Linked DNA regions of Homo sapiens: region 1 is linked to region 2. A link is a loop called in an ENCODE intact Hi-C map of the cell type or tissue named here. Cell type or tissue: endothelial cell of umbilical vein. All regions are shown on one strand.

Region 1 (5,000 bases), 250 kb before region 2:
CCTTCATATACACATATATCCTATTAAGTTCTGTCCATTTAGAGAACCCTAACTAATACAGATGCATTTCAGATAGAATAGACTGGCAGCTTCATGTGTAACAAAAATTCAGTCTGTTGTGATTGAAGAGAACAGATAAAGTATGAACAGTCTACGAAGACTTCATTGGAACTCCCTCAAACACATAACAACTAAGGCAAACTTAATCAAATGGATTCTAGGGTGGACTTAGATATGTACTGTTTAAACGAAAAATAATTATTGATACTAGAATAAAAACTACCCGAATTCCAGCCAGGTGTGGTGGCTCACACCTGTAATCCTGGCACCTTGAGAGGCCCAGGTTGGTGGATCACTTGAGGCGAGGAGTTCAGGACCAACCTGGGCAACATGGTGAAGCCCCGTCTCTACTGAAACTACAAAAATTAGCCGGGCATGGTGGCATGTACCTGTAATTCCAGCTGCTCGAGAGGCTGAGGCATGAGAATTGCTTAACCTGGGAGGCGGAGGTTGTGGTGAGTCGATTGTACCACTGCACTCCAGCCTGGATGACAGAGCAAGACTCTGTCTCAAAAACAAAAACAAAACAAAACAACAAAAACAAACAAACAAAAAAAACCTACCTAAATTCCACAATGCCAATTTCAATTTTTAAACCACATTATATTTGTTGATTTGGAGGAGGAGGCTGTTAAAATATATCATTGAATTAATTTTATCTTTTATTCATTTCTCTGCCAATGATAACTGCTGTGTGCGATTTTCCATGCTGGAAGATGATTTGTTTCACATTTTCAATATATAGTTAGTTTACTGCTCAAGACCACATCAGAAAAACAAAGTCAGTCATAAAGCAGCTTGCACTCTGTGATCATTCCTTTTAAAAATCTCATATTCAGCATCAAAACATTTATCCATTTCAGAGAAACCAAACCTCGGCACATGATTCTGCACCGTGTGATGATATTAAACATATTATACGTTAAATGATTTCAATTATTTTGCCTATTTCACAAACTTCATTTTGAATCTTATTAGCATTATATCTTTGGTTTTATTCAATAACAGTGCTTTAAAACTTAAGGAAGATGACACTCAAAATAGTACCATTCTCCATTATCTCTACTGGTTACTTCTATAGCCTCCCACCCACCATTGCCACTTTGCCAGGGTGGCAAACACTCAGAAGGTCTTAATGGAGCCTAAAGAAGAGCTTGTAAGCATGTCTTTAAATTCCCTGAGGAAATTGTAACTGAAAAGGAGATTCTAATACAAGTGTATTATATCTTAGTTTTGAAGACTCTAAAATAATACTACAGTTTGAGAGCAAGCCTCAGGTTTTAATTAATTTGTGATAAAATGATTCACCACATGAACAAGCCTAAAAGAGAAAAAAGAATCAAGTCAAAAGATGCAGAAAAAGCATTTGACAAAGTCAACATTCATTCCTCATAAAACACTCAGAAACTTGGGATTGAAGTAAACTACTTTAACCTAATAAAGATAATTTTCAAAAAGCCTACAGCTAACATTATACTTAATGGTGAAATACTGAATCCTTTTTGCCTAAGATAAGAAACAAACAAACAAAAAAAGCGTCTGTTCTTACCACTTCTATTCAACTATAGTAGAGGTTATATCTGGTACCTTCAGGCAAAGCAAAACAAAACAAAACAAAACAAGGCCTTCAGATTGGAAGGGCAGAAATATGCCTGTCATTATTTTCAGTTGACATAATTGTCTATGCAGTAAATCTGACAGAATCTACAAAAATGCTTGTAGAACTAAGTGAGTTTATCAAGGCTACAGAATATAAGATCAATATACAGAATCAGTTGTATTTTTATATTCTAGCAATGAGTAATTAGAAAATGAAATTTTAAAATATCATTTAAAATTAAAACTAAATATGGAATACTTTGGATAAATCTGACAAATGATGTCAAGGACTAGTAAGTTTCTTGAAACTACAAAATATTATTGAGAGGAAGTAAAGAAGGCTGACATAAATGAAGAGCTATTTCCTGTTGATGAGTCAGAAGATTCAATATTGTTAAGGTGGCAATTCTTTTCCAAACGTATCTTTTGATTATCCACAATTTCATTCAAAAATTTAGTAGATTTTTTTTGTAGAAATTGACAAACCAATTTAAAAGTTCACATGGGAATGTAAAGCAGCGTTACATTAGTTCTCTATTGCTACTTTACAAGCTACTACAAACACAGTTGCTTAAAACAACATCCATTTCTTAGCTCACAGTTCTGTAGGTCAGAAGTCTGGCATGGCCTGGCCAGATTCCCTAATTAGGGTGTTAAAAGGTATTTATACAGGGTATCAAAATCAAGGTGTTACTGGTCTGAGTTATTGTCTGAGGTTCTGAGGAAATACTGCCCTTCATGTTCATTATTGCTTGCAGAATATAATTCCAAGTAGTTATAGGACTACAGTTTCTGTTTCTTGCTGACTGTAAGCCAGTGGCCACACTCAGCTACTAGAGGCTACCCACATTCTTTGACACTTAGCCCTCTCCTCCAAGCCAACAATGATATGTCCAATCCTTCTTGTGCTTCAAATCTAAGCATGATCCTCTTTATGAATATTGCCTAGTGTGATACATTGAGATTCTCTAAAATCCTTGAGGAATATTTGTCTTTATGCTAAACAGTCATCCACTGCTACAAGCTAGGGCTCATGTACCAAACTGTATAGTTTTATTGTTTCTTTCTTTAGTATTTATCTGCTTTCATGTATTTTGCTAGGAAGCAGGAACTGTGCAACCAAACTTGATAAAGTTTTTATAAAATAGTGACTTAAACATATTTCTCCAAAAAAAGCACTGTGGTCCCCCCAAATAGTTGAGTACATCTATTCTGAATACTGAAAGGTTTCTTTTCCCTCTTTCTGCATTTTCTGTTTTTTTAAATCATTTAAACTTTTACTTTAGATTCAGAAGGTACAATTTGTCAGTTTGTTTCATGGGTATATTGCATGATGCTGAAGTTTGGGGTACAACTGATCCCATCACCCAGATAGTTAGCATAATACCCAATAATTAGTTTTCCAACCCTTACCCCTCTCCTTCTCTCCTCTCATTAGTAGTCCCCAGTGTCTATAGCTGCCATCTTTATGTCCATGAGTACCCAATGTTTGCCTTCCACTTGTAAGTGAGAACATGTGGCATTTGCTTTTCTGTTCTTGTGTTAATTCACTTAGGATAATGCTCTCCAGCTGCAACCATGTTGCTGCAAAGGATATGATTTAATTCCTTTTCATGGCTGCATAGTGTTCTCTGATATATATGTACCACATTGTCTTTAATCCACCATTGATGAGCACCTAGGTTGATTCCATATCTTTGCTATTGTGAATAGCTCAGTAATGAACATACAAGTGTGTGTCTTTTTGGTAGAATAATTTATTTTCTTTTGGATATATATTCAGTAGTAGGATTGCTGGGTTGAATGGTAGTTTTGTTTTAAGTTCCTTGAGAAATTTCCAAACTTCTTTCCACAGAGGCTGAACTAATTTACATTCCCACCAGCAGTTTATATGCATTCCTGTTTCTTTGCAGCCTTGCAAGCATCTTTTGTTTTTTGACATTTCAATAAAAGCCATTCTGACTACTGTGAGATGGTATCTCACTGTGGTTTTGATTTTCATTTCTCTGATGGTTGGTGATGTGGAGCATTCTTTTCATGTTTGCTGGCCACTTGTAGCTTGTATGTCTTATTTTGAGAAGTGTTAATTTATGTCTTTTGCCAATTTTTTAATGGGGTTATTTGGTTTTTGCTTGTTCAGTTGTGTAAGTTCCTGGATAGTAGACCTTTGTCATATGCATAGTTTGTGAATATTTTCTCCCATTCTGTACATTGTCTGTTTACTCTGTTGATAGTTCCTTTTGGTATGCAGAAGCTCTTTAGTTTAATTAGATCCCATTTGGCAATTTTTGTTTTTTGTTGCAATTGCTTTTGAGAACTTAGTCATAAATTCTTTCCCAAGACTGATGTCCAGAATGGTTTTTCTTAGGTTATCTTCTAGGATTCTTGTAGCTTGAAGTCTTACATTTAAATCTTTAATCCTTCTTGAGTTAATTTTTGTATATGGTGAAAGGTAGAGATCCAGATTCATTCTTCTGTATATGGCTAGCCAGCGATCACAGCATTATTTTTTGAAAAGTGAGTCCTTTCTCCATTGCTTATATTTGTCATCCTTTTCAAAGATCAGATAGCCATAGGTGTGTAGCTTTGCTTCTGGGTTCTCTATTCTGTTCCATTAGTCTATGTGTCTATTTTTGTACCAGTACCATGCTGTTTGGCTACTGTAGGCTTAAAGTGTAGTTTGAAGACAGGTAATATGATGTCTCTAGCTTTGTTCTTTTTGCTTAGGATTGCTTTGGCTATTTGGAATCCTCTGTGGTCCCGTATGAATTTTAGAATCTTTTTTTCTAATTCTGTGAAAAATGACATTTGTAGTTTCATAGGAATTATGTTGATTCTGTAGATTACTTTGAGTATCATGGTCATTTTAATGATACTGATTCTGCCAATCCAAGAGGAGCATGGAATGTTTTTCCAACTGTTTGTGTAATCTATGATTTCTTTCAGTAGTGTTTTGTAGTTCTCCTTGTAGAGATCTTTTACCTTTTTGGTTAGATGTATTCCTAAGTGTGTGTGTGTGTGTGTGTGTGTGTGTGTGTTTATGGTAAATGGGATTGCCTTCTTGATTTTGCTCTCAGCTTGAATGTTATTGATGTATAGAATTGCTATTGATTATTTTACATTGAGTTTTTATCCTGAAACTTTACAAAGAGTGGTAAGTGAGCATTTTTGTCTTGTTCCAGTTGTCACGGGTTCCAGCTTTTGCCCATTCACCATGATGTTGCCTGTGGGTGTGTCATAAATGGCTCTTATTATTTTGATATATATTCCCTCAATGCCTAGTTTGTTGAGGGTTTCATCATGAAAGGAGATTGGATTTTGTCAAAAGCTTTTTCTGAATC
Region 2 (5,000 bases):
GTTGAAAAGTGGCTTTATAATTATTGTAAAAATTCCAAAATTTGCCTACCTTAAATAATCTTGGAAATGTCATTGTGTAGGTAAAAAGTAAATGAAGTCAGGATATCAAATAGTAAAAAGACTTGATTTTGTTAGCTTTTCAGATCTCTTCTGACTACCCGGTATGTGCCAGACATGGTGTTAAATTTTGCAGGTTTGAATCAATTAAGATATTGTTCTTTGTTTTAAAGTACTCATAATCCATGAAAAGAATTGTAGTGGGATACATTGAATTTCAACCCTAAAATGGGATACATTTCATAAAAGTGTGCACAGAATAATAAAGTTGCCTTCCTACTCTTGTTCTGAATAATTTAAATCATCTTGCCTAACAGAACAGATGAGAGAGATGCCCTAGTCTGGCCAAGTAGCAGAAAGCAGTAGTGAGGAGCACCAGCACAAGGATGTCCAAGATGTGTTAGAGAAGCTCTCTGGTTTCAATACAGGACAATGTACAGTCAAAGAGATAGTGTGATATTATGGAAACACACAATTTTCAGAGCCATACATACATACAGGCATACAGGGAGACATACAGCTTTCTCTCAAAGAAGCATCTGAATTTGAGTATATTGAACTTTTTGACCCCTGTGTAAGATGGAGATAACAATAAATTTTTGCAAGGGTGTTTTGAGGTGTAAATCAATTCACATAGTTCACTGCACTTGCCATAGAGTAGGTTAGCTCCCCATCTGGCTGAACAATAAAAATAAACTTTCTTCTGTGGCGCAGGACTTATTTAACAGTGGACAGCTCTGTAGCTGTTCTCAATGTCACAAAATTGCAGTGAATACTAGACCTTGAGTATATAACTTACCTACCCCATAAAGGTGTTGGGAAGATGAATATTTGTAAGGTACGTTAATTACTCACGGGTCAAAAGCGCTTGTGAGTGCAAAGTCCCCTTCATAGGCATTATCACCAGCAGGTTCCACTGCTTTCCCTCAGAAACACTGTGAGAGAGAAAAGATGCCTTTTAGGAAAGCAAATTTTCTTATGTTTTCCTTCTGCCACCACTGGAAGAAAAATGCAGTATTTCAACGAGAAATATTACCACATTGCTTGTTCTTGAGGGATTTCCAGAAGAAATACCACAAAAATGCTTTTCTTTGAGGGTATTCAGACTAAAATTCTTACAGATTGAATACATATCAACATAGCTCATATGTAGTATATAGTCTGGTTTTTATTGTTGTTGTTGTTCTAGAAAGAGTGACATGTGGAAATCCAAGGAATTTCTTTATTTGATGGAGGACAGAGAGTGATTAGTCTGCTAACATGAAAAGCAAATTCCTCTGAACAATCCTGAGCAATACAGAACTCCCATTTACAAGATGAAAAAAAAGACCCCCAAATTAAGTAAAGCAATACCAATTTAATAATAAAAATACGAGTATAAATTTTGCAAAGGAATTTTTTTTAACCTTTCAATGCAGATGATGGCAGATTTTATACCTTCCTTTTAGAAGGCCTCTTTTCAATTAAAAAAAAATATTATTAGTGCTTTGGTAATTTGACAAGGAAGTAGTTACTTCCCCCATCCCTATAAATAGAAAACTACATCATTAATTTGAGCATAGATAATGGACAACTGCTGAATTAACCAGAATCATTTAGGGTAATGGCATCCTAAAATAATAGAATCCATCAGCTTGGTTCAGCACCTACTATGTGTAATTTACTTTGGCAGTGGGAACTACCAATAAGCAGGGGAATGAGAGTAAGTAAAATGAGTATTGCCTCTAAACACCAGAATTCACACCTTAGTTTTTATATGCAGTTGGACTAGTTGCTTAACTTTCCTAGTCTTTAGCTTTTTCAGTGTGAAAGATGAAGAAAGCAGTACCATCCCTTCCATTTGTTGGGAGGATTAGGATAAAGTGAATTTTACATAGTGAGTGTTCAAAAGCTGATAGCGCTGCTGCTGTGCAAGATGAACTTATGTGGTTATTCAGGAGCTTACTGTCTATGTGAGGAAATCTAACAAACCCTAAAACAGACTTTTAAAATTAGAGATTGCACAGGAGAATAGATTGTAAAATATTAAATCAATTTCACAGCTAGGAGCATATATTTATAATTTTATGATTAGTAATAATTAAATTTTGTAAACTCAAATTCGCAATACACTTTTAGTATTCTTTTTTTAAAAATGTCAACTGAAAATATCTACTAAATTCATTATAAAATCTGGGTATTTATTTGTTATTGGCTGAAATTTTTATTTTGTTATGTTCATTACCATTTTAGTAATCTATTAATTACTGAATAATAAGGTAATAATAACATATGAAATTATGCTGATTCCTCAGAAACTGGGTCTGAGATTCTAACTCCAGCTACTAACTTTGCCATAACTAACTTTTTTTAGTGTTCTCTGAAATAAAAGTTCTGGGATAAATTTCTCCTCTATGTTTATCTATGAGAAATGATACTTCAAGCCGAACAAACTGTGTTCGTTCTCTCCCACACACAGAACATGAAACATTCTAAGTCTCTCCAGTGCGACTGATGATGCCAAGTTAGCCAGTGTTGGTCTGTTTTCTTTAAATGAGATGGCTGTGTGTGTGTTCATTTGAATAACATGTTGGCTACTGAAAGACTTTCAGCATCTATAGTTAATTAAAAAGGAAAGCACAAGTTTTAATTTCTTCTTGTACTCTTGTTACTAAAAATTTCTCTTCAGAATCTGAAGCTAAACCTTTCTTCTCTGACCCCAGCCTTGTTAGTGCTGCCACCTACAGGAAAATATGGTAGCAAAATAATGAGGCATTCATGTGAAACCCTGTAACCGAATGGACCTCCTCCATCTGCCCCTATACTAACCTCTGTAAGCCACTGCTAACACACACAAATAATAGTTGCACACATATGCATACATGCTCTCCAAATTTACTCGCTCAGGTGTTCCATTCCTGATGGTTTACAGTGACTTAACTCTACTAAGTCAGTATACTAAATTGTAATGGTCTATTCTCTCCTTTATGCCAGTCCCTGCATTTTAAAAAGTAAAAATTGGTAGTGTTTTGTCTGTCGTATGCCTGGATTGAATTTTTATGCCCACTAATATTCATACTGAAATGTCAGGCTGGACACTTGTGTTGTAATTACATAACATGAGGAGAAAAGTTGAGTGATGTGGTGAATGAAGTGTTGGCTTTTTGCCAGAGATGCAGGTTTCAATCTGACCTATAGTTCTAGACAATATGAATAGTCTTAGCCCGGTCCCTAGGGTCAGTGGTCTATGGCAGATAAACCTTTGAATGTAATTCAACACAGTAGGCAGTCCTGTGAGGTTGAAAGCTGGGACTGTGTTTGCAAAGAGGATTAAATACTTCCCCACTTAGACAGGGAGAGAGAAAGAGCGAGAAACTTTCTTGCTAAGACTTCAATTCATTGGAAACATTCACACCTGAGTTCTTTGTACCTGTTACAGAGAAGCAATGGTGCCCATTTTCAAAGCCAAGCTAAAAATGTCTATAATGATATTTTTGCTTTCTGCAGTTAATCTGGCTATACTTTCAGTAAAGAAGTAGGGCAATTTCCTCCCAAACCTTTAGGCCAACATCACCATCAAGAACATTTCATTTCCCCAGCTGTTGCCAAGGATGGGTCAGGAAGGTAAATGTGTCAACCCCACTCCCAGTATAGTCAAATTGGTTGTTGCTTCCTGGAGAGCTGTGTTGAGAAGGTTGAGGTAAAGCCTGGACTCAGCAGGAAATTGTGCCCTGATTAAAATAATGGCTGCCAGAGGTGAGATCCCCAGAGGTGGTTCTGCGTATATAACCTATTTGGCCATCTCTGGTCTACATGCTATAAAATTCGTTTCGAAAGAGTTCTTTTTAAAAAAATATTTTCCCCACTAGAGAAAAGTCTACAGGAAATATAGAAATATTGAAAATGATAATACAAGCTTAAATATATAACACATTTCCATCATATTTAGATAGGAAGGCAACAGTTACTGGCAGGGTGTTGAGTGAAAACAGGATTGTGGGTTTTATGCATTTAGATGAGTTGGGAATACTTGTAAGTAGGGCAGTATGGAACAAGGATACAGAACCACATTACCATTTTAAGTCCCGTTAAGCAATTTGCCAGCTCTGTAACGTGGCTCATTTATGCACATTGGCAGACCCTTGTAGGGCCATAGCCTGAGACTGGCTCATATGCAACAAGATTTCCTTTCTGAGGCAGTCATCACTCGAGTCTCTATGCTGCTTTGGTATGACATCTCGTGGCTGTTGATTTGACTTCCTGCCTTACCTTTATCTAGGATCCTGATACCTGTATATCTTCCAGTTCTGGACTCCTCACTGGGTTTGAGTCCGCACTGGGGTTCTCCCAGCTTTGTCTCAGCAACATAGCCCAGTTTTTGGCATCTCTCCAATCACCCAGGTTGTGTCCATACATGATTCCTATCTTAGAATCTTTATTTTGCTGCTTTGCATGACCCTGTTTCCCTGCATAGTGTCAGTATAGCAGATAACAAACTGGGAAGAAAAAGTCACTCTAGCAAAGGAAAGAACTTAGGAAAAAGGTAGAAGCAAAAATAGAAATAGGTCTAGGAGAAATCAGATTAGTAGATTACCTTGGAGAATGGCGGGAGGACAAATTATAGGTAAGATATCAGGAGAAATGTTCTGTGTGGTCCCATAAGAAGTTCAAGCAGATGATTAATGAATGTTTTGGTCAGATTCATTATAGGAAATAAAGAATACGGAAAATCAGTTTTTCTCAAGAAACTTGGGAACTTGGAGCCTTAAAGAACTGTTGAAGGAAACTCTGGGGAACATAGTGGTCTAGTGTCAGAGGCACAGTGGAGGAAGGGGAAAGAAAGCTTGATGAGCGAGAAGGTAACACTTAGTCACTTTAGGTAATGTGCCGTGTTAATTCTTTGCTGCAATTCCCTGGGGGTCCAGTAACCCTTAATACCACCCACTCTTGAGTTTGTAGATGAT

The links. Hi-C counts contacts between places; a loop is a spot of excess contacts. Peaks named below come from ENCODE experiments on the same cell type or tissue, not always from the same donor. Only the 100,000 strongest peaks of a DNase experiment are listed, where the experiment ranks them.
Region 1: it touches region 2 in a loop (4-fold over the local background); 2 of 110 quality-filtered maps call a loop at or near these places.

The regions. Positions count from the first base shown.
Region 1 is chr6:127,050,722-127,055,721 of GRCh38, reverse strand. The region is part of intron 5 of LOC105377989 (a long non-coding RNA gene); the gene reads left to right. Among named protein-coding and RNA genes, the nearest start is that of RSPO3, 65 kb to the left of the region's middle. In endothelial cell of umbilical vein, no CTCF peak of the experiment used is centred here; DNase peaks (open chromatin) are centred at 1,701 and 2,211; H3K27ac peaks cover 2,091 bases.
Region 2 is chr6:126,802,212-126,807,211 of GRCh38, reverse strand. No RefSeq gene overlaps it. Among named protein-coding and RNA genes, the nearest start is that of RSPO3, 310 kb to the left of the region's middle. In endothelial cell of umbilical vein, a CTCF peak has its summit at 2,792 (motif pointing left); a DNase peak (open chromatin) is centred at 2,781.